3 separate regions of the Homo sapiens genome follow, and regions 2 and 3 are each linked to region 1. Evidence: chromatin loops called from intact Hi-C (ENCODE). Cell type or tissue: adrenal gland. All regions are shown on one strand.

What was found. A loop is a pair of places that touch in the nucleus more often than their neighbours do. Peaks named below come from ENCODE experiments on the same cell type or tissue, not always from the same donor. Only the 100,000 strongest peaks of a DNase experiment are listed, where the experiment ranks them.
Region 2: it touches region 1 in a loop (2.9-fold over the local background); 60 of 110 quality-filtered maps call a loop at or near these places.
Region 3: it touches region 1 in a loop (3-fold over the local background); 70 of 110 quality-filtered maps call a loop at or near these places.

What each region holds. Positions count from the first base shown.
Region 1 is chr18:48,671,331-48,679,330 of GRCh38, reverse strand. All of the region lies in intron 6 of CTIF (cap binding complex dependent translation initiation factor), which reads right to left. It overlaps LOC105372107 (a long non-coding RNA gene), which reads left to right. Exons shown (of 4, transcript XR_007066460.1): 4 at 5,655-5,806. Among named protein-coding and RNA genes, the nearest start is that of MIR4743, 4.7 kb to the right of the region's middle. RefSeq lists enhancers at 2,123-2,182, 2,203-2,272, 2,909-3,533, 4,007-4,186. In adrenal gland, CTCF peaks have their summits at 2,167, 2,378 (motif pointing left), 3,710 and 3,912 (motif pointing left); DNase peaks (open chromatin) are centred at 2,300, 2,658 and 3,830; H3K27ac peaks cover 2,184 bases.
Region 2 is chr18:49,038,555-49,046,554 of GRCh38, reverse strand. It overlaps DYM (dymeclin), which reads left to right. Exons shown (of 18, transcript NM_001353214.3): 18 at 2,351-8,000. The coding sequence ends at 2,500. DYM-AS1 (DYM antisense RNA 1) reads right to left here. Exons shown (of 5, transcript NR_148999.1): 4 at 6,486-6,555. Among named protein-coding and RNA genes, the nearest start is that of MIR4744, 7.2 kb to the left of the region's middle. RefSeq lists enhancers at 234-1,198, 1,199-2,164. In adrenal gland, a CTCF peak has its summit at 4,434 (motif pointing right); DNase peaks (open chromatin) are centred at 714, 904, 1,634 and 4,394.
Region 3 is chr18:49,411,235-49,419,234 of GRCh38, reverse strand. All of the region lies in intron 2 of DYM (dymeclin), which reads left to right. Among named protein-coding and RNA genes, the nearest start is that of DYM, 45 kb to the left of the region's middle. In adrenal gland, a CTCF peak has its summit at 3,668 (motif pointing right); no DNase peak of the experiment used is centred here.

The DNA of each region.
Region 1 (8,000 bases):
TGTCATTATATGAACTGGTTTATTGTATTTTGACTCTTAGCACAGCTTTGCAACGTAAGTTGAACAGGTATATGACCCCCAACTTTACAGCAGAAGAAATGGAAGCTGGAAGAAAATTATTTTGGGTGAATTACACAATGTTCTGTGTGCAAAGCAGAAGGGCTCTTGGATGACTAGTGAGTGAGCTTTAGGATTTCTGCCACCTGTTTTAACTCTCAGAGGTTTCCTTTTTTGTTCTGTTTATATTCTAGATCAGTGTTTGGCAAACTTTTTCTGTAAAAAGCCAGAGAGTCAATATTTTAGGCTTTGCCGGCGATAGGGTCCACACAGCAAGTGGCTGTGGCACAAATGCAGTCACAGACAGGAAGCAAGTGAATGGGTGTGGCTGCGTTTTGATAAAACTTTATTTGCAAAAACAGGCTGGAGAGCTGGACTTGGTCTGTGGACCAGTTTGCCAATCCCTAAAATCCTAGCCGTGGCCTGGATCATTGAGGTGTTCCTATAGGGTGGGCAGACTTGCCCAGGCCCCTTGAAGCCTGCCCCACACAGCCCTGAAAGTACTCGCTGCCCACAGTCCCAGCTCCCTGCCTTCTGCTCCGCATGGAGTGAGCAGGAGGAGGCCCGCGTGGAAACCCCATCTAGACGCAGACAGTGGCCTCTTCCCGAGGAACTTTCCCAGTTGTCACCAACAAAAGTCTTCACCTCCAGAATAATCAGTTCTTTAAAAAAAAAAAAAAAAGACTCACAAATAACAAAAAATAAAAATAGGCTCGCCTCACAGAGCACGCTGCCCCTTCCCAGTGGACCTGCTACCTGGAGGTCTCAGACAGGAAACCACGGATTGGAGAACTTCTGGCCCCATTTATTGTATGGGCGCCTATTTTTGTCCTGAGGGAGGAAGCACTTGGGGGTGGGGAGGTGGCTGGGGAGGGAAAGGGGCTCTCGTTTGTAAGACCCCCTCCTTGATGGCTGCTACAGCGTCTTGGGCCAGCAGGGATGGGGAAGGCCACTACAAACCTGTCTGATTAAAAAAGAAGAAAAAAATATTTCTCTTTCAAAGCTGTCTGTAGAGGCTTTTCTCTTTTTTTCTTTCCATTTTTATTGCCTTCAGCAGTAGAGAGAAAAACAGAGATACCCACTTTCTTGTTCTTGCTTATTAAGGAAATGACATTCACCCCTAACTTGCTGTACGTGACTACCGTCTCCTGGAATTAGAAAATGTTTTTCCAGCACCTCTTCCTCCTCATCGTCCCTCCTTAGAAAGAGGTACCAGAGGAGTCAGGCTGCCTGGATTCCAATCCCCCTTCTCCCAGCTGTGTGATTTGAGGCAAGGTATTTGAGCTCAGTTCTCCAATCTGTGAAATAATAATAGAATAAACATTTCCCAGGGTATTTGTGAGACTTCAGAGATAGTATATGCAGCCCGCAGCTCAGACAGCACTCAAGTCATGGTAGCCTCTGTGGTGGAGGCACAAGTTCTGGACTAAGATGCTGGGTGGGAGTCCCTCTGGGGCAGGAGCAAGTCACTCAACCCATATTTAATGAGCCCCTAGATGTGCCCCAGGGGAACGTACACTCCACTGGGAGAATACAGACGCAAAAGAAATAAAGCAAACATGCGACAGGCGCTGCAGGGAAGAATCGAGTGACGATTCTTGAGTGATGAGGAGGCATATGGAGTGTTCACAAGCCCTTACTGAGAAGGTTACATCCGACCAAAGACATCGGTCTGTAAAGTGAGGTCAATAACAGTACGTGCTCCATGGGACAACGTGAGGGTAAGATTAGAAAAAGCAAGGACCTTCTCAGTTCCTGGAACACGGAAAGCACTCTGTGAATGTTCGCTAGTGTTACTGTTGGTGCATTACGCTCCTTGTTGAATTCTCACTAAGGGGACATTAGGAGAATACCATGTCCCCGTCTATGGGACAGGTACCAGCCCCTGCACTTAAACTCAGTCCATAATGGCTATAAGACAATGCCTGGGACACAGAGAGATGCCTGATCCGTAATGTTGGCCTGGGTGAATAAGGTCAGACCTCACCTCCGTGGGACCACGGGTGACATGGAGCAACAGTCGCCGGTGCACAGGGCCTGGGGAGGCGAGGTGGGGCATGGTTTTCAGGACTCTGCTCCTGGGTGTCTCGGGGCACTTTACTAATCCTCACGCCTGTGAGTTAGCATGTCCTAGAAGTTTCCAGAAGACTTGGCAACAGCTAACACAGCCCTAGGGAACAATAAAGTTACTCCTTCTCATCTGGAGGTCTGGGAACCCGGCTACAGAGGCTTCAACCCCAGTGTGGGGCAGCCCCAGCCGCGGCCCCGGCCTCCCGCCCAGGACCCCCATTACTAAATAGCAGCAGCGCCACCTGCTGGGGCTGCCAGGCCATTCCTTATCGGCCACCATTTTCACTCCTCCAGGAGTGAGGGACACCTGAGTGTCATTTCATGGAGCCATGATTTTCATTTTGAAAGCTCATTTGTCCCTCGGATTCTTTAGAGAGGTAGTGGGGAGGATCTCTCTGTTATCATCCAGGGCCAAGCAGAAGAACGAGGAAGGAACTGTCCCTTCCTTTAGCCATCTCCCGTGTGAAGGCTGGACTTGGACACAGGCTCAGGAGGCCAGAAAGCCACTTTCCGTCCCCTGAGCCTTCTGGGGACCCTCAATGGGGAATGCTTTGGGCACATCCCTAAGGCCAGAAATCCCACTTGACCGGGTGGCGTCCACTGTTGTGTGGGCACTAAGCCCCTTTCACAGCAAAGGGCTCCTGAGTCACACGCTCTGGACAAGGCCAGCAATGTGGGGGCAGGGGAGCCGGCCCTGCTAGGTCTGAGCCATCTAATGATTAACGGCCAACAGACACAGAATTTGGTTTCAAAATTTCCTAAGAGAAAGGCAAAACGAGAAGTCAGTGGGTTATGTAGTTCCTACTGTCAGACCAAAGACAGCAGACATAATGTTTGTCTGGGAGAATTCAAGGATAATGACCAAAATACGTCCTGATAGAAAGCCCTGGGCAGGACACTGGATAATTCAACAAACAACGTCTTTCAATGGGGTATTGTATATGACACAAAAGCACCAGGCCACTGTGTGATATAAGGAGGTGGCATTTCCGCAGGGCGCCGAGGGCCCTGTGCCCGGGAACCTGAGGAAATCTAATGCTCACCTAGGGGCCATCTAGGGCACAGGGACAACATGCCCGTTAGACCGTCTTTCTCACACTGGTCGCGCCGACTTCACACACATGGAGAAATTGCTCCCCAAGTCACACCTCAGAGTAAAGGGGTCCTGGGGGAGGGGGTGCCGGGGGGTGGTCTCAGACCAGAGATGAGGTGAAGGATATGCAATTCGGATTTCATCCCTTGCCTTCACATGGAACTTGGTCAAGTTAACTTGGAACTTAGTCAAGTTAATTCAGAACTTAGTAAATTAACTCGGCTTAGACTATGGATTACAGATTATGCGGCTCCATCTCCCCACTTAGCCAGCCCCCATCCTTCCAAGGGCGGAAGCCAACACTTTGTAACTCCCCCAGCCCCACCCCAGTGGGTGTTCCCCTGCAGCCCCGTGCTGCTGCCCTCCTGGAAGCAGTGTGTTCCCAGGGGTCCCAGGGAGGGGCGGGCCCTCTGGAGGAGTGTCATGCCTTGGCCTAGCAGGGGACATGTGGCCCAACAGGAGCTTCCCTACACCTTAGTGTGGCTGCCTCTTGCACCTCGCCATCCTCCCACTTGCTGCAGGGAGGAAGGGCCTGGGCATTGAGTGGGGTCATTTTCAGGACAGTGTGCATGTGCAGCGCTGACCAGGAGGCATGGCCGGTGAAGACGCCTTTGGCTGCTGGCGCTGGGACCAGGGGACTTCCCACAGCAAGCACCAGGCTGGAGCCTGCAGAGTGGTGCGCTGGTGCCCTCTAGTGGGAGCACACCACCATACAGCCACCGATCCTGGCGAGGCCTCCACTCCAGCAGTCCTCAACACTGGGGCCACACTCAGAGCAGGACTGTTAATGATGGGCCTGGGCTGCCCACAACACTGACAGAGTGGTAGCCTGGCCAACCCCTCCACTCCTGTGATAGAGATGCCAAAAATGCTACCAGGACACCAGCCTTGTGGATGGAATTTGGGGGTCCCCTAGAACTGCAGTCTGAGCCCAAGTGTGTGTCTCAGTGTCTGCCTGCCCTATGGCTTCAACACTGAGAACCATGATTGAACCCTGAATCCATGGCCCTGTACTCAGAGCCTTCTGCTGCCCCCCATCTCCCACCCACTCCACCCCCGCCGACCCCCCACCACCCCATCAGTGTTCTTAGAGAGCAATGTCAGTCTCAACTGGCCTGAGGCTGCCATTGTATGGCATGTCATGCCTCGGTGTGGATGCCATAAAACCTGGCTATTGGCTAGCTCCTATCCCAGCGTACCTGCTCCTTTCCCTCCAGCCACCAGTGTGGGAAGGAAGACCTTGGGGACAGTTAACACCACCAACAGACCCTTTACTTAACTAGCTCACTAAATGCCTTTTCAGAGTGCAGAACTATTCCTGGCAGCAGGGGTTCACAGAGGTATAGGGTGAGCCCTGGACACAGACACCTACTGTCTACCCTGTTGCCCCACATCCTTGTGGGGGCTCCAAGAGCCTGAGTCCAGCAGCTCCAGAGATGAAGTTCCTGAGGTCAGCACTGCAGTGAGACTCACCCCTGGATTCATTGCCAGTTGTGGAAACACAGCCAGATGGAGTCACCAGGAATAGGGGCCTTGGCTTTGGCTGGAGAGGAGCTTGGCCAGACGCCTAGGTGTCAGCATCTGACCCCCAGTGGAGGCATCACCTCCTAAAACCACTCATTGTGGCATGCGCTCTGTGTGTAACCCACTGAGAGATAAGCTAGGGCTCCCAGGAGATCAACAGGCATTCAGTGTGGGGGCCCATGGCGCCCTCTGCTTTGTACTCAGCCACACATTCACGCCCCAGACTGCAGGAGCTGCAGCAGCACAGGGGAGGAAGGTGGGGTGTACTGGGAGAGGACCCAGACTTTGCCCTTCAGGGACTGTGACCTGGGCAAGGCACCAGCACTTGCTCGGGCATTTGCAGCTTTGAATGCATGTGGTAATCTGTGCATGTCTCATTTCCTCTACTAGGCTGTGCCTCTCGTGGGGAACTGTATCTTATGTGATCAATTCTCTCTCTCTAAAAGGCTAGGGCAGAGCACTTGTCCATGAAGATGAGTTAAGTGAGCAAGTGAAGGAAAGAGGAAGATTTGGCAGAGGCACTTGAGGCTTACAGAACAGCCATGTGCTCCCCTTCTTCCCGCTCCCCTGCAGAAGTGTCAGCCCTTGCAGTTGGGGCGGGGGCATGTGACTAGTTCTGTCCAATGGGCTCTGAGTGGAGCTGATATTTCTGGGCCAAAGCATTTAAGACATACAGCAGGGGTGTCCAATCTTTTGGCTTCCCTGGGCCACACCGAAACAACTGTCTTGGGCCACACATAAAATACACTAATGATAGCTGATGAGCTAAAACAAAAAATTGTAAAATACCTCATAATGTTTTAAGAAAGTTTAAAAATTTGTTTTGGGCCATATTCAAAGCCATCCTGGGCCACAGGTTGGCCAAGCTTGACCTAGAACACGACCCTCCAGCTCTCTTTGCCTGTGCCAGGGCCACTTGGATACCATGGATTGAGATGGCAGGGCCACAGAACGCAATCCACCTGGACCCTGGAGTCCCCAAGGAGCTACCCTGGAGACCAGCTGGACCCTCAGCAGAATTTCAGAAAGTTAGAAATAAAATTCTGTGTGTGATTCCACTGAGATGTGGGGTTTGTTTAGTATTATGCCATGGCCTATAGTGTCCTAATACAGGAGACGATGGAAAAATCCTGTTTTCTTTAACAACAACAACAACAAATGTGTCTCAGAAATCACACCGAGAAGAGCATAACCAGGTTCATGCTGAATTTCTGCTGGGAAGTGGTGGGAGAAACTCAGAGACAGAGGGACGACTGAGTGTCAAGACAGACACAAATCCTGCCTTTCTTGTACACTCTAGACAACACAACAGCACATCTAGAAAGGAGGTTCTTCAGCAGCACTCACTCTAGAGCACCTGGTGCTGGGGTTATGAGGCTGAAGGAAATGGCCCAGCCCTCAGGCAGCCCAGAGTCCAGGAAGGGAGTCTGGCAGTTATGTAAGCAGGTGCGACGTGGTGGGAGCCATGCCACAGAGATGGGGGCAGGGGCTCTGGGGAAATGGCAGGTGGATGCTGGACTCCATCCTGTGCATCTGAGAGGGATCAGGGGAGGTATCCTGAGCCAGAAAAAGGACAGGCAGAGAAGGGCTGAGTGAGATTTTAGGCAGAGGGAACCGCCTGCTGGTGAGAAAGCAAGGAGAGATGGAAGATCAGAACAGATCAGGGGAGGGACTGACAGGGCCACAGGATGGCAGGGGGAGCCCAGGACAGAGGCTGGGCAAGGGTGCTGAGAACATCACAAAGCCTCCTGCCTGCTAAGGAGTCCGAACAGGGACAGAAGGGGCCGGAGATGGGGGTCTGGGCCTCTGTGGGTTGAGAACATGCTGGGGACACAGCTGGTAGGATCTTTATGCCCCTCTTCTTCTGGGGTGCAGAAGTGGAGGGCAGGTAGGCAATGGGCTTGAGGCCAACCTCCCTTTGTCACCCTCTTTCCTTCTTGCCTCCAGGTAGGGAGGGGAGGCCAGCCCTGATTTTTGTCTAAGAAAGTCTCTAGGAAGCCCGCTTATCTATGTACAGGCTCAAGACTCCCATAGGAGGGCTGGAGGTCCTCAGGCTAGAGGTGGGCTTTCCCTCCCATTTGGGGGCCTTCAGCTGGATGCACAATATCTCCTAGGTGAATCTGGAAGTAGGAGGATGTTTTTGGTGGTCACTATGCCTGCCCCTCTCCAGTGACGGCCATTCAGTGGCAGAGGCCAGGAGTCCTAAATATCCCACATTGCATTGGACACGTCCATACTATTAAGAGTTGTCCCCACCACATATGCTAATAGCTAGGCCAGCTGACCCTCAGGACCCAAGGCCAGACGAGTGAACCAGCCAGCCCTATTTATGAGGGGCTTTGAAGAACACTAGGAAAACTCAGATAAGTCATCCCATTGTGCTCTCACAGGACCGCAAATTCCTCAAACACCAAAAGTCTGTGTTTGGGGATCAAGAAGCCTGTCTACCTTGTCCTAAGGGTACCCATGTGAATTGTAGATACTCCAAGGAGCAGTCAAGCCAGGAGCATTATCAGCCAGGACTTTAAGTTTTCAACTCTTGCTGATAATCAGAATTTCCTACAATGCTTTAAAAATGCAGATTCTAGCTGGACACAGTGGCTTATTAAAAAAGCCCACAATGACCTTCGAGAGATAAAAACTACAATGTCTGAAATGAAAAATATACTGAATGGGATTAACAGTAGATTTGACACTGGAATAAAATATTAGTGAACTTGAAGAAATAGCAATAAAAGCTATCCAAAATGAAACACAGAGAGTAAAGAAAGACTTTAAAAAATCAGGCAGAGCTTTGGTGAGCCATGGGAAAAGATGAAGAAGCATAGAATACATACAATTGGAACCCCAGGGTTGAGGGAAAGTAGGAGGAATCGTGGCTGAAAATTTTCCAAATTTGATGAAACTATAAACCTACAGATCCAAGAAACTCAATAAATCCCAAGTGGGAGAAACATGAAGAAAACCACCACACCAAGGCACATCATAATCAAATAGATGAGGTCTTAACTGTATGCTCTATTGTCTCTCATTGATAGGCCCAAGGCATGAACAGAGAAGAAACAAAATGGCAAAGGCACCAGGAAGAGATGAATGGATATAGATAAAATAGCAGGAGAAGAATCAGGAGAGAAGGGAAGGGTGGCACAGTGGAGTGTGGTGGTAGGTCATGGTCACTGGCAGCGGCAGACTCAGTCACTGTGGAAGGTCCACTGCTTTTACACCCCTGCAGCAGGCCCAGTCACACTCCTGAGAG
Region 2 (8,000 bases), 370 kb before region 1:
GTGTGTGTTGTGTCTGTGTGTCTGGTGTGTGTGTGTCTGTATGTGCATGTCTGTGTATGTCTGTGTGTGTGTCTGTGTGTGTGTGGGTGTGTCTGCATGTGAGTGTGTGGGTATCTGTTTTGTATGTATTGTGTGTGTATGTGTCTTGTGTGTTTTGTCTGTGGTGTGTGTGTGTGTGCATGTCTGTGTTGTCTGTATGTGCATGTCTGGGTGTGTGTGTATTGTGTGTGTCTGGTGTGTGTGTGTGTGTGCGCGCGCATGTCTGGGTGTGTTGTCTGTGTCTGTGTATATGTTGTGGGTATGGATGTTTGTGTTGTGTTTGTGTTATGTGTGTGAGTCTGTGGTGTGTGTGTCTATGTGTGCGTGTCTGTGTGTTTTATCTGTGTGTGCGTGCCTCGGTGTGTCTGTGTGTGTGTCTATGTGAGTGGTGTGTATTTGGGGATGTGGGTGTGGGTGTGTGTGTGTGTGTGCGCGCATGCAGCTCCTCTACCTGCTCCTCCCCTTTCCTAAATATCTTTTAAATCCACCCAGCTAGCATCATCCTAGTTCAGGCCTGTTTCCCCCTTCCCTGGACTAGGCTCCTGCCTCTGCCTGCTGCACTGTGCCCTCCAGTTCTCCCCGCTGTGATGGGAGCAGCCACTGCACAGTGCCATTCTCATGCCTTAGCCTTCAGGCCCTTCAGAGGCTTCCGGGACCTTATGTGCAGCTCCCCAGTCTGGCCTCTGCTCCCCGGTGTGTGCTCTTCCCCCACCCCCTCCTTAGCCTCCAGCCTCACACCCAGGCCTTTCCTGTGCGGGGCCCTCCAGGGGAGCTCACCTCCCCTTCGTCTGGCTGCCACCTCCTCCCTTCTGGCTCCTTGTCCTTCCCTGCCTTGCTGCCCTGTTATTATTGGTTTTTTGTTGCTGCTGCTGCTGTTTCTGTCTCTCTCCTCCATGAAGATTTACCTTCCATGAGAACAGGAGCTGGGTTTGGCTGCCGCACCCCCGTATCTCTAGGCCCTGGCCCACACAGTGCCTGCCTGGCACCTGCCAGCAGATAGTCAGTAGAATGAAGAATGAGTGAATGAACAAATGAATGGACTCCCATAAGAAGGACTAAATTAGATAATACATACAAAGCATCTACAGTGTGTCTGGGACATAGTTGGCCCTCAATACTTGGTTGATTGCTTCATTGATTCATTCACTCATCAGTTTATTAAGTGCCTGGCTAATATCCTTGGGGATGCAGCACCTGACAAAACAGATAAAAACCTCTCTGCCCTATGGGCCATGTCTTCCAGTATAGTATAATAAGTGTGGCTGTGGATGCATGTGGGGAAGTGTGTGGTTTCCTCTCTTTCAGCCCCCTCTTCCTCAGCCTTCCACCGTCCTCCTCCTCCCAGGACCCTGTCCCCTCTCTCCCCACCCAACCTGGGACAAGGGTCACCAAGCTGCAGCCACTCCTGCCAGCGACGCCTTGGCAAAGGAGAGGCCCAGGGGCCTTGGGTAGACTCTAGCCACTCCTCAAGCTGCTGAAAGTGGAATCACTTCCTCTGCCCTGGCTGGAATAAATAGGCCAGGAATAAAAGTAGAAAATCAAAAGCCCAAATCCCAGTGATGTGCTAAAACGCAAGTGCTGCCTTAGGCCACTGAGCTGCACGACTCCTTACATAACAGAGGACTGGAGTTTGCAGACCAGGGCACCTGCGATGTGTTTGTAGAGCCAGGCCTAGGCCTTTTCCCAGACTCCATGAGGAGCAGCCTCGGGCTCCCTCTCCGCAAAGCCAAAGCCATTGCTCCTGCCTCCAGGGAGGAAGAGACTGAGGCCAAGCTATGGCCAAGAAAGCTGGCCACCCCAGACCCCCGCTCCTCCAGAGTAGCCCCCCTCCACCGGTGGCACATGCCTACCCCTTCAGGTCAGGGCTCAGGATTGTGAAGGGGAAGGTCCTCACCTCCAGAATGGTGGAACCCTGAGGACAGTGCCTCTCAAAAGCCAGTCCCTAGCATTGCACTCTGGGGAATATCAGCCTGAGCCTTGTCTGCCTCCCAGGCAGGGTCCATGTCTCAGCTAGGATATTTCTCATCATACCTTAACCACTGTTGGGGTCCCTAGCAGGGAACTATCAGCCAAACTGACATTAGCCAACCAGGACCCATTGTGTTACTTGCTCTCTCCATCGGTAATTCACATTTTCTCAGGAGCCATTTGATAGCTGAAATATTTTAAAGCCCCAGAGCTTTCATGCCCTGTGACCAGTTGGCAGGGGTGGGTGGGCTCCCCGCACACCACAGCACCACCTGCAAACTCTCACCACTTTTGCTTGTGCATGGAACTGTGGGATTATAAAATCATCTTATTTTCATTGCAGAAATTTCCAGAATTGAAATTCAAATATGTGGAAGAGGAGCAGCCCGAGGAGTTTTTTATCCCCTATGTCTGGTCTCTTGTCTACAACTCAGCAGTCGGCCTGTACTGGAATCCACAGGACATCCAGCTGTTCACCATGGATTCCGACTGAGGGCAGGATGCTCTCCCACCCGGACCCCTCCAGCCAAGCAGCCCTTCAAGTTCTTTTATTTCTGGGTAACAGAAGTAGACAGACAGGTTACTTGGTGTATCTTCTGTTAAAGAGGATTGCACGAGTGTGTTTTCCTCACACACTTTGATTTGGAGAATTGGTGCTAGTTGGCAATAGATAACTCAGCGTAGATAGTATTGCAAAAAGGGGAGGAAATACACAACAATAATAAATGTAAAAACCTGCTATTCAACATGCAGTTTTATTTCGAAGCCAAAAATCTAGAGCTTTCCCAAGATCCTGTTGCCTTAGGCACATCACACTTCAACAGTGCACACTATCCAACAGTGCACACTATTCAACAGTGCACACTATTCAAAAGCGTAGACTATTTTTTTGCATGTTCAAGATATTTGTTTTGGTCTTATGTGTGTGTGAGAGAGAGAGATTCCTTTGACATTAAGGAGCATCAATGAGAAAAGATGATGAGGCAGGAATTAATAAAGAAATGAAGTCGTGTGTGTTTGGTTGCCTGTCAGAGGGCACACAATTTCATAAACACCATGCCTGGACAATTTGATATTAATATTTAACACCTCTGCATCTTTTCTTAAAAAAGAATATGGGCCAGATACAGTGGCTCACATTTGTAATCCCAGCACTTTGGGGAGCCAAGTTAGCAGAATCCCTTGAGCACAGGAATCTGAAACCAGCTTGGGCAACATAGTGAGATCCCATCTCTACAAAAAACTTAAAAATTAGCCAGGCATGATGGCACATTCCTGTAGTCCTAGCTACTCAGGAGGCTAAGGTAGGAGGATTGCCTGAGCCCAGGAGTTCAAGGCTGCAGTGAGCTAAGAACGTGCCAGTACACTCCAGCCTGAGCCACAAAGTGAGACCCTGTCTCGCAAAAAAAAAAAAAGAAAGAAAAGAAAAAGAAAATGGCTACTTCTCATGAAGCCCAGATTAACTTTTCTGTGAATATGGCCTGTGAACTGTTGCTGGAATTAAATTGGAGTCTAGCACAAATTAAGTTAATCTACTCTGTATTAATCATTGGGAAAAAGAAAAGCTTCATTTGAAAACAGTCTTTTTCCTTCACCCACACTAATAGAAAAAGGAGAGTAATTTGTTCATACTGTATTCCACGTGGGATGAAAAGCATGTTTTGCTCTTTGTTTCTGGGCCGGTGTGATCCGTGTGTTGGTGCCTGAGCTGGAGGAAGGAGCTTCTTGCAGGGAAACAGCCACTGGGGCCACATTGAGGGCCAGTTGGGACCTTCCTTTCCAGTCACACTCTGTGTCCTCACGGGCCCCTTCACAGTCTAGATAAGGAGCCTAGTTTCATTCTCAAAGAAAAAGTATTTGGTCTTCAACATAGAAAGCACAAAAGCCCAGACGAGACTGAGCACACTGTTCGAATCCACTGCCAGCTCATCTGTGTCAGGGCTGGCTTCTCCTGTCCTGTGTCCCAGGGCTGCAGGCCCGTGTTATTTGAGTCCATCAAATCTTCCGAGGGCCTCGGAGGAACCATTCTCAGTCACCCCAAGCTCTGTAAAAGGTCAAAACACTGGCAGCCTCTCAGTGCACCACTGTGTGGGCTCCACACGGGAAGGCCTGGCCAAGCTGTGCTCTTAGAGGCTGTCGAGGTAGGGCAGGAAGCTTCCCTATCCTCGTCTGGATGGAATGAAACAGAGGTTCCCTAAGGCCAAGGGACTCGTGGAGCGCCCATCCCGGGTGGGGTCCCAGAGGTGAGTGCAGCTTGCCTCCTGTCCCCAAGGGGCTTGTTCTGTCAGGCCTCCTCCAGTCACTGCTGGAGTGGGGACTCTGACTCCTGTGTTCACCTCAGAGCCCATGTACAGGCTAGAGGTGAGGCTTGGCAACAACTTCTACTAATACTTAGCTTTGTGGCAGAGCCAGTCTGAAGGAGGAGAAGCGCTCTCAGCCAGCAGGGGGAGTGATGATTATCATTTCAGGTAGCAAGGATATGTATTTACTATGTGGGGAAATAATTTGCAACTTTAATTTGTTTCCAAAGCATTTTGATTGGCTTCCTTTTCCTTTAAACCAAAAAATTGTTTAAATGTTTAAGGGTCATGTGGAACAGCTGAGCTTCTGGCAGGACCACAGAACTGTCCTCTGAGTCTGAGGGCTGGGCAGTGCCACAGGACAGTCCCTGGGCTGCAGGACTGTCAGTGCTTGTTGTGTGAGGAAATGAGGCCCTTCAAAAACCCAGTCATCTTGACAGAGGGCACACTCCCAAGGAAGGCCTGACTGGGGAATCATACAGCCTCTCCTCCAGGCCTCTGGGCTCACTGAGGTGCCCCCAGAACCCTGATTGCCCTCCCCTCTTTCCCTTTTCTCATTCATCACACAGTAGAAGCACTCACTAGCTAACAGCTCAGCTGGGGCAGCAGCCTCCATGGAGGCCTGCAAGTGATGCTCCCAGTCCTGGTTCCCGCTCAGGAGGGAGGCCCCACCACGTGCATCACTGCCTCAGCTCTGCAAAGTCACCAGAGGCTTCTTCCTGATTTTTGTGAAAGATTTATTATATGGCAATAAATCTGAATGATAAACTTTCATTATACTTGCATTAATTTTGAGTATTAGTTTGCTTAGAAATTTTTACACGAAGTAAAAATGTGTAATGATGCAACACAGGATCATCGTGTGTTCAGATGGAAATTGGCATCTGATTTTACCCCAGATCTGAAGCTGTTACTGCATTGTGTCATTTTATCAACAAAGACTTCTGCCACAATATTTACTTTTAAAAGAATTTGTCCCTTTCAATAGCATCTTCCCTATCAAGAGTTCAAGGCACTTTGCAGAAGAGCTTCAGATTTCTAACTCTAGTTCCCACAGTCACCCGTTGAGGCTGGTGTCATACAATCTATGAACAACAACCTTGCAGCAGGACTGCCACCATTCAGCAGTGCAGACAACACAGCTCAAGGACAAAGACAGAGAAAGGAAAGAAGAGAAGGTCCCTGAAGGTGAAGCATAGAAAGTACACTGCACACACAGTTCTCTCTGGAAGGAAAGCACAGGAGCTGGGAAGTAGACGATAGAAAGTGGAAAGGACACAGGACCAGCATCAGAACACTCAGCAACTTCCTAAGAGCTTGCTAAGGTACATCCAAGAGAAATATTTAGTGAGGGAAACTTTTAAGCACTGGAATTGTTAATATATCATACTTTAAGCAACATTTCGTCCTTTAGATTCCGGGAGCCAGGGTTTTGCATTGGGTGGTAGAGCTCTCTGCATAATTGAGTCACCCTGTGCTTTTTTGCAGAGCCATAAATTTTTGGCACTTGCTGATACTTCATAGGCTGGAGTCTCTGCAAGGTCAACCCTTTGGGTCTCTTAATTCTTTCCTAGGCACTATCCTGCAATATCAGTAGTTGCCACTTGATTTTAGGGACTGATTATTAGGCCTTCTGACTCCAAATTCAGAACAATTCCAGTGTCCTACATCACCTCCTGGAGTCAAAGAGGTCAGTTTCTATTCAGTGATGAAGAGCTAAGCTAGCTATGCATATGAAGAACTGAGAAGTAGATTATAACACACAATCCACAGCAAATAATGCATATTTATTTTGTATGAATTAAAGCATAAAATTTAATCTCATTAGCGTATAGCTATTCAGAGTTCCCACTCAAAGCAAGGGAGACTCACCAGTAGCCCCAAGACCCTTGGCCAGGTCATACTCAACCCCTAATCTAACTTCACAAGGCTGTCTAAATGTCAGCTACTCAGACACAGCCTCTGGCATTAGCAAAATCCCCCAGAGGAAAAGCAGCCCCATAGAACTGGACAAGTAATACTTAACTATCTTGTTGACTCTGGGGTCCTTCAAGCAAATTTTAAAAATATTTTTACCAGATTTCCAAGTTGTCCTTAGCTTGAGGGTTGGTCCTCCATTACTGTCATTGGACTATCCCTCATGGGTAGTGCAGTTCAACTTCTAAACCACCTCAGTACCTGAATGTGGTCCGAGGTGAAACCAGATTACTGATGCCTTCAGGTGCCCAATTGAAGCAAATGGCAAATTCTGTGGAGGAAGTAAACATAACCCAAGGCCTCAAATTATTTCTGCAGTGTTGCAATCAGAAATACCCAGGTATGGGAGAAGACCAGACAACATTAATTACTTGAATTAAAACCATTAGAGGAAAACACAGACAATAGAAATATCCAAACAGACTCCAGATAAAGTTGTCGCAGAATTTAAAACAGCTATGGTTACTGTGTTCAAAAAAATGAGACGCATGGTCAAGAATTTCAACAGAGAGTTAGAAACTGTAAAAGGCGCATTGGAAATTCTATAACTAAAGTACTGTAATGAGAAGAACAGTGAACAGGTTTAAGAGCAGATTAGAAATAACTGAAAAGAGAATGAGTAAGATGAAAAATTGAGGGTGAGGGGTGGGAGCAGGAATTATATAGTAAAAAAAACAGAACATGGAGAATAGAGGGTAAGAGACTTAAAGGGTACAGTGAGCATGTCTGACCTGCTCAGACATGCAGGGTAGTTGGCATCTCAAAAGAGTAGAAGAAAGGAATATTTAAACAAATGGCTGAGAACTTTTCCAAAACTCATGAAAGATATCACACCAAAAATTCAAGAATCCCTCCCACAAACTCCAAGTGGGATAAATAAAAACAACCCACACCTAGAAACATCATAGTAAAACTGTTGAAGACCAAAGAAAAATAATATTTTAGACCTGCTGGGGTGGGAGAGGGAATATAACCATTAAAGGAGCAATAATATTAGACTGACAGCTCCTTCTCAGCAGAAACAATGGAAGACAGTGAAATACTGCCTTTTATGGTTCTGAAAGAAAATGACTGCCAACCTAAAAATTTCTAATCAGGGAAAATATCCTGCAAAAATGAAGAGGATATGAAGACATTTTTAGAGAAACAGCTAGAAGAATTAATCAGCACGCCTACCCTAAAGGAAAATTTAAAAGGTGTTTTACAGGCAGAAGGAAAATAATCCCAAACGTAAGGACAGAGCCCTAGGAAAGATTGAAGAGCAATGAAAATGACACATAAATATTGACTACATAAAACAATAATTATGTCTTATGGAGTTTTAAATATATAGAGAAATAAAATGTATGAAAATGAAAGGATTTATGTGGGAATTTTAAGTGTTCTAAGACACTTGGCATCATCCAAGAAGAGAGTAAAAATTCATTTAATATTAGTCTTTGATAACTCATGTATGCATGATAATATTTGAGATATCAATAAAAGTGTATAGCTTTCCACATAATAAGAGAGAATTCGAATAATCAATTCAGTGGAAGATTTAAGAATTGCAAAAGAGTCTAAGAAAGAAGAAAAAGCAGAACAGGTGGAACAAATAGAAAGCAAGATATTTGTGATAAATCCATTATTACACTAAATGTAAATGGACTAATGCTCAAATGTTGACAAATATTGTCAGCCTTGTTTTAAACCATATGCTATTTACAAGAGACATTT
Region 3 (8,000 bases), 740 kb before region 1:
GTGCCTGCCATCACGCCTGGCTAATTTTTGTAGTTTAGTAGAGGTGGAGTTTCATCATCTTGGCCAGGCTGGTCTTGAACTCCTGACCTCCTGATCCACCTGCCTTGACCTCCCAAAGTGCTGGTATTACAGGCGTGAGCCACTGCGCCTGGCCACCATTCTCTTTTCTTAAATCACCCAGGTGATTTAAGAGAAACGTATAAAGGGATCTTAGAAAGTGAAAAAACTGTAAAGTAAATAAACTGCATTGTAAATCTGTGAGAGTATATTTATAAAGGTTTCTTCCCACCCCCACCGCCACAAGTGAGTTTACATGATAGAGGTTTCATTTGTGGTGTTGCATATACTTTTGGTCTGTCACTTTCTCTTTGGCACTGCCCTGCTCCTCACTGATGGTATTTGATATTTGACCTTGGGACTGAGTAGGCTTTGAGGTAGCAGGTGCCCCCTTGTTGACAGAGTCAGGGGCCAAAATTACCTAGTTCATGAATTATTCAGGGCTAAGATGAATCTCAGTAGAGGAGACTCTGAATCTAGATAATTCTGAGATTGTTCACTCTTGGAATTCGTTAGATACATATGTGCCGTCTTCAAGTAAAGTCCATTTTTGTAGCCAAAAATCGATGTTTGCTGCAATTTTTAGAAATACTAATAAGGCCTTTAGGACGAATCTAATCCTTCCTTACTATTAACTGTTTTTAGCATCAGAGTAATCAGATTTTGTAAGAGTTTCCAGGTGTGGTTCTAAAATCTTTCTTAAATTATTTAATAGTTTTTATTTTTTCACCCTGTTAAAATTAGTTGTGCAGCAAAGATCTGAAACAAAATGAAGAATAATTAAAGACTAAAGGTTAATAATATACACTGTTTTTTTCCTAAATATTTTAAACTACTTATATGACTGATTTTATACATGTTTCTAAACTACATAATAGCAACAAAAATGAAAAACAGACCTGTACTTATTATTTTTTGGTTCATAGGCATCTGAGGCTATGGTGTGTGTGAACATAATCGTGTGTCATGCTTATCATTGAGAACTGCTGGACCAGATGACTTATCTCTGAGTATCAAACTGTTATTCATTTATTTGTTTCTCAGGCTATAATAGTTAGCTGGATATATGATGTCTCTTGTCCTTAAAGGCTTATAATCTTTTTTTTTTTTTTTTTTTCAGACAGAGTTTCACTCTTGTTGCCCAGGCTGGAGTGCAATGGCATGATCTCGGCTCACCACAACCTCTGCCTCCCGGGATTAAGTGATTCTCCTGCCTCAGCCTCCCCAGTAGCTGGGATTACAGGCATGTGCCACCATGCCCGGTTAATTTTGTATTTTTGGTAGAGATGGGGTTTCTCCATGTTGGTCAGGCTGGTCTTGAACTCTCGACCTCAGGTGATTCGCTTGCCTCGGCCTCCCAAAGTGCTGAGATTACACGCCCAGCCAGAGCTTATAATCTTATCTGTAAATCAGCAAACAAGTATGGTGAAATATGATAAAGGGTGTTATAGAAGAATTGCATTTTATGCATATGCAAACAAATATGCACATATATCCCTTCTCTTTTTTTGATAAATAATAGCATGTATATTATACACACTTTTTCACTTTGTGCTTTTTTTCATCAGTTATATCTTGAAGAGCCTTCTATATATTAACTTCCTCACTCTTTTTAATGGGGGGGCATATATACCAAAATTAATTGGATTTACCATTTGGGTTTTACCATTTGGATTGCTTCCAGTGTTTTGTTATTACATATAATGTAGCAGTGAATAGCCTTATACAAGCTGGGAACGGTGGTTCATCCCTGTATTCCCAGCATTTTGAGAGGCTGAGGCAGGAGGATCTTTTGAGACTAAGAGTTTGAGACCAGCCTGGGCAACATGGCGAGACCCCCATCTCTACAAAAAATAAAAAAATTAGCTGAGCTCGGTGGCTTATGCTTGTAGTCCCAACTACTTGGGAGGCTGAGTCAGGAGGATTCCTTGAGCCCAGGAGTTCAAGGTTGTAGTGACTATGGTCAGGCCAATGCTTTCGCCAGCCTGGGCAACAGAACAAGACCCTGTCTCAAACAACACCACCACCAACACCACCGCTACCACCTTATACATATGGGTAGAAGTGACTTCTTGTACTATAAAGGAAACGTGGCCAGATGACTTCTAGTAATGCTTCCAGTTTGTGTTGAGAGGAATGGGAATCAAGTGTAATAGGTTGGGAATGTAGAAATTGCTTCCCAACATAGTTCATGATGCTTCAGGGTAAATTGATAAGGCTGCTTGGGTCTAGAGTGGTCTGGGGCTCTGAAGGGTGTAGGGGCTCTAACTATGAAAGGCTGAACTGGGAAATAAAAATATGTCCACCTGTTACCTATTTTTGGCACACTTGTTAGAAAGCTGAGGATTAGAAGTAGGGTCCCTTGTAGGCTCTTGTTGAGTGGATTTGGAGAAAACATTGTTTCAGAGACATTATTTTTTTAAGTAGGGTGAGTAGGTGGAAAGTGCAGGAAGAAAAACTAGGGCAGGAAAACAAAATCTGAGACATCTGCAGCAATATACCTGTGATGTGCTGAAGGTCTGAATTTCTATTACTGTGTAGGAAATGGAAAGTCCTACATCTCAGTAAGTGTGTGTAACCAGCTAACAGCAGTATAGAGAATAATATCTTTAAAAAGTTCTTTTGTTTTAAATTAACACCTGATTTGAGTGTTAATACTTAATGAGCTTAGAGTTCCAGATTTGAGAGCAGCTCTGAGCAGTATAGCAGCAGCCTGAATACTCTTCTCCAGAGGAATTGTTTTGCTAAAAGGTGCAGTGACTTTGGGTGAAGTGTGAAGAATGGAGACCATGTAGCATGGCAGGGGGAACATGGATTTTGGAGCCAAACTGACCTTGCCTGAGCTCCACAACTGACTAGTTTGTGAATTCAGGAAAGCTGCTTAATCTCACTGAACCTGTTGTTGCTTTTGTAAAATGGAAATAATAACCCCTACCATGTAGATTCATAGGGATGATGAAACACTATCATGCATGTAAAGTGTCTGACTTTGCTCTTCTTTCAAGGAGTAATTACCTATTAGTTTACAAAGACCTAGGACTCTGTCTTGAGAGTTAGTCTAAAATATTTGAGGAATGAAAATAAGCAGCAGAAATTTAACCAATTTTCTGATGACCGCTTTATCTTGATGATTGAAAGTCCTGTGCCTCTTTTGAACTAATTGTTCTGCTGTTTTAAAAATTAAGCCAGACAGTGATTATAGTAATAGTCATCTTTGTGTATAAGCAATCTACCTTTTTTTTTTTTTTTTGAGTCAGAGTTTCGCTCTTGTTGCCCAGGCTGGAGTACAGTGGCACGACCTTGGCTCACTGCAGCCTCTGCCTCCCAGGTTCAAGTGATTCTCCTGCCTCACCCTCCCAAGTAGCTGGGATTACAGGCACATGCCACCATGCCTGGCTAGTTTTATATTTTTAGTAGAGACAGGGTTTCACCATGTTGGTCAGGCTGGTCTCGAACTCCTGGCCTCAAGCAATCCACCCACATCAGCCTCCAAAAGTGCTGGGATTACAGGCATGAGCCACCATGCCCAGCCACACCCTACTTTTTATAAAGGCTACTTTTCAGAAAACTTTACTGTGTTACAGAAATTGTATTATGTGTACTGAGCACTAGATGGTGCTCATATAAGGCAAAAAGGGCAGCTCTTGGCACAGTCACTTAAAACTAATTTTTCTAAGTACCAAAGTAATGCATGTTCATTTTTAATACTTTAAATACAGAAAAGCACCAGGAAGGCAAAAAAAAAAAAAGATAAAAATAATAACAACCAAGAGTAACTTGTTAACATTATGGTGTATATCGTTTTAATTCTCTCTCATTTTTAAAATTTTTTTAATTTTTTTTTTTTTTTTTTTTTGAGAGACCCAGTCTCACTCTGTCTCCCAGACTGTAGTGCAGTGGTGTGATCTCAGCTTACTGCAACCTCCACCTCCTGGGTTCAAGCAATTCTTCTGCCTCAGGCTCCTGAGTAGCTGGGACTACAGGTGTGTGCCATGCTCGGCTAATTTTTGTATTTTTGGTAGAGACAGGGTTTTGCCATGTTGGCCTGGCTGGTCTCAAACTCCTGACTTCAGGTTGAAGCAGGAGAATCGCTTGAGCCCTGGAAACAGAGGTTTCAGTGAGCTGAGGTCATGCCACTGTACTCCAGCCTGGGAGACAGAAAGAAACTCCACATCAAAAAAAAAGGAAGTATTTTTTTGATTAATATACCTAAAAAAATAGTTATGGAATGTCTTCTAGTTGCTAGGGACTGTTTTTAAGGACTAAAAACATGAGTGACAAAGTCCCTGCTCTCATGCAGTTTATATGTTACTAGAGGAGATGAGCGATAAACAAGTGAACAAATAAATATGTTAAGTCATTTCTGGAAGTGTCAAGTGTAAGGAAGAAAAGCGAAGCGGAGTGAGGTGATGGAGAGCAATAGCTTTAGGAGATTTCTTTAGCCAGAGAGTCTCTGGGAAAGCAGCATTTGAGCAGAGACATTATGATGCCAGGGAGTGAGCCATGCATGTTTTGTGGAGAGTATTCCAGGTAGAGGGGCAGCGAGTGTAAAGAGGCTGAAGTGGAAGTAAGTTCTGCTTGTTAGAAGAGCAGCAAAAGGCCCGTGTAGCAGAACAGCCAACACGAAACAAATAACATAAGGACTTGGCTGTGTGAAAGATCTTATAAGTTGTATGGTATTCCAGAGATGAGCCTGTTTCATTATCACTATTTGGGAATTGAGTCTAGTCTGCTATAATTTACTAACTATCCTATAATATGGAAAGATTTTATTCATGTTTTTTTTATTGTGGTAAAATAAACATAAAATTTACCTTTTCAACCATTTTTTAAATTATTGTTTTTTCGTCTGGTCCTCTTGACTCTTGTAACCTTTTCAACCATTTTTAATTGTACAGTTTAAAGTACATTCACAGGGTTGTGCAACCATCCCCACCATCCCTTTCCAGAATATTTTCATCACCTCAGATAGAAATGCTATACCTATTAAACAATAACTTCCCATCCTCTCCCTCCAGTTTCTGGTCACCTCTATTTTTACTTTCTGTCTCTATGAATTTGACTACTCTGGGTATTGTCATATAAGTGGAATCATACAATATTTGTCTTTTTGTGACTGGCTTATTTCATGTAGCATAATGCTTTCTTTCTTTCTTTCTTTCTTTTTTGAGACAGAGTCTCTCTCTGTTGTCCAGGCTGGAGTGCAGTGGCGTGATTTTGGCTCAATGTAACCTCCGCCTCCTGGGTTCAAGTTGTCCTCCCGCCTCAGCCTCCCAAGTAGTTGGGATTACAAGTGTGCACCACCATGCCCGCTAATTTTTGTATTTTTTAGTGGAGACGGGGTTTCACCATGTTGGCCAGGCTAGTCTTGAACTCCTGACCTCAAGTGATCTGCCTGCCTTGGCCTCCCAAAGTGCTGGGATTATAGGCTTGAGCCACTGTGCCTGGCCTAGTATAATGCCTTCAAAGTTCATAATCCATGATGTAATTTCCTTCCTTAAGTCTGACTAATTACCCATTGTAGTTATATACCACATCATATAATGTTTTCTAAACTTCAGTTTGCTGTACTCTTATCCTTTTAAAGGGCTTCCATTTCTCTTTAGCATTGTTAGTTTCCACTTGTCACTTTGACTTTTCTTTCAGGGATTTTTCTTACATGATAAAAAATTTAATTCTACTGAGATAAATGATAAAATAGAATGATAAAATGATATAATGATAATATAATTCTGCTAAAAGGATTCGCTAACGTAAGCATCATTGTTACTTTACCAGTTATTTATTGAGCTCACTGTTTGTCAGATGCTGGACCCATTGCTGTAGACACCTCCATTTTTTTAGTTCTGTTATTGTTATTCAAGTCTATTATTCCCACGTGTGAGAGAACTGAGGCCTAGGAAGGTTGTCTAAAGCCACACAGTGAGTAGCAAGTAAGGACCAGATTTAATTTAAACCAGGTTTATTTGTCTAAGTCCAGAGAGGAATTCCGTTGACCATCATGCCACACTGTCTCCTTGGGAAGCACAGGCTAATCTGAGACCCAGTTTCATGTAAGTACTAAAGAGCTGCAGCATTAAATCGTATGGTAATCTTTGAGAGTAGAACCACCAGATTATATGTTCACATTTTCAAGCATTTTTCAAAGCTGCAGATCATAATCAGAGGAATCTTGAGTGCCATCATTTACAGTGATCACACAAGCTGATGGGTAATCTGTTTAGTATTTTCACCTTGCCTTGAGTAGAGTGTATCTTCTCTCTTTTTAAGCAGAGCTGCCTGAATGATCCTTTGTCAAAGTTTCTTAGTCTGTTTCCTCAGTTGACACACAGGAAGAGAGACTTTTGTTTAATTAGGTCACGTTTTTAACTGACAGAAGCAAGTGATTGTAAAATTACTTTCTTCTTTGAATCTTTGATGCCTGTCTCTGTTTCTATATTTTTAGGCTCTTTGGCACACTTTATGTTCAATTTTATTAGAACTTTTCAAGTTGAAAAATCTGCTCTGTTGTAGAGGTGGGCCTGGGATCGCTGCTAAACCATCTTCTAAATTCTGTTTTAACTTTTTCTTTGTAGGTTTGCTTGGTTGGTGACCAAAATAATGTACTAGGCTGTTTTACTCAGGGAATAAATAATTTGAGACTTTTCTTGGCATCTTATTATATTTTTCAAATTGAGGGACCACAAGAAGTTCAGTTTTTACATCTTGAGTCAAAACCTTTATTTCCCATTCTTTCATTTATACCTTTCTATGCAAAAATCATTTTAGAAGATGCTTAAGTTTTCCCAGGATTAATCAGTCCCTTAAACTAAAAGCTTAAATGGGGGAAATATATCCTTTAAAGCATTAAAGTAAAGGGACATGTAAGTTTTACTGCAGGTGCACCCTTGATTCCTCTTCTTTCTCACTGTGTTGGTTGGAATTTTTTTTTTTTTTTTTTTAAGTCAATGTTTTTCTCTTTCTTGGGAAAATAAACACCGTATTATCTAGCATAGTAGTTGCTGACATTTTGACATTTTAATAGTTATATTTCCTTTCATTTTGGCAGTTGAATGACAGCATATACGATTGTCTGTGAATCACATGAATGTAAACACCTTTTTGGTTCTGCATGGGTGCGTTAAAAATTGCTATAATTTATATGCAGTTTTTGTCCTTTGACTTTTTCCTATTAATAGGTCCTCTTAAAACATTAACCTTCCCACAGTTTAACCACTGAATTGGCTGATTCTTGTTAGTTTTGTGAATGATTTCTGTAATTCTCTTTGCTAAGGTAAGGGGGAAAATGTCTTCAGAAGTGCTTCTGTCCTTTCCTGAATCGTTACTTGTTGATTTTTTCAGGTTATATCTTTGACTAACATTATATATTTATCAGAATTTGTATGTTGTTGGCTGAAATTGACATCATTAATATAAAATGTCAGTTTTGAAAGAATTTTATGGCGGAACTTTCAGCTGAAGGGACTAAGGATTTTCAGTGTTTATGTTATGAAACTTACAGTTTGATTGTTCAGCAAACCTGTGTTCAGAGGTCTGTTATAACTTCTCCCCCAACAATTTTTTTGCCTATCTGCTTTTCTTAAAAATATTTGAGCTATTAATTTCTCACTTTTCATTATTGAGATTCATATATGAGAACGGTGTGCCTAAAAGTAAAATAAAACCAGTCTAAATTACAGAAAACTGTGAAGTAGGGAATACTTAATTTAAAATTTTAGCTTCCCGACCACACTATAGTTTATGATTTCATAGCAGTTACAAGAAAGTCGTCTATCATCTTACCATTTTCCTTATTAGATTTAAAATTTTGTTTTCTTCCAATTCTTTATAATTCACATAATTTTTGCATGATTGGAATTATAATGTAGATATACTTTTTATAATAATTTATGTGTGACACAACTTCTTTTAGGAATATATAGAAATTCCAACTAGTTGCTGGA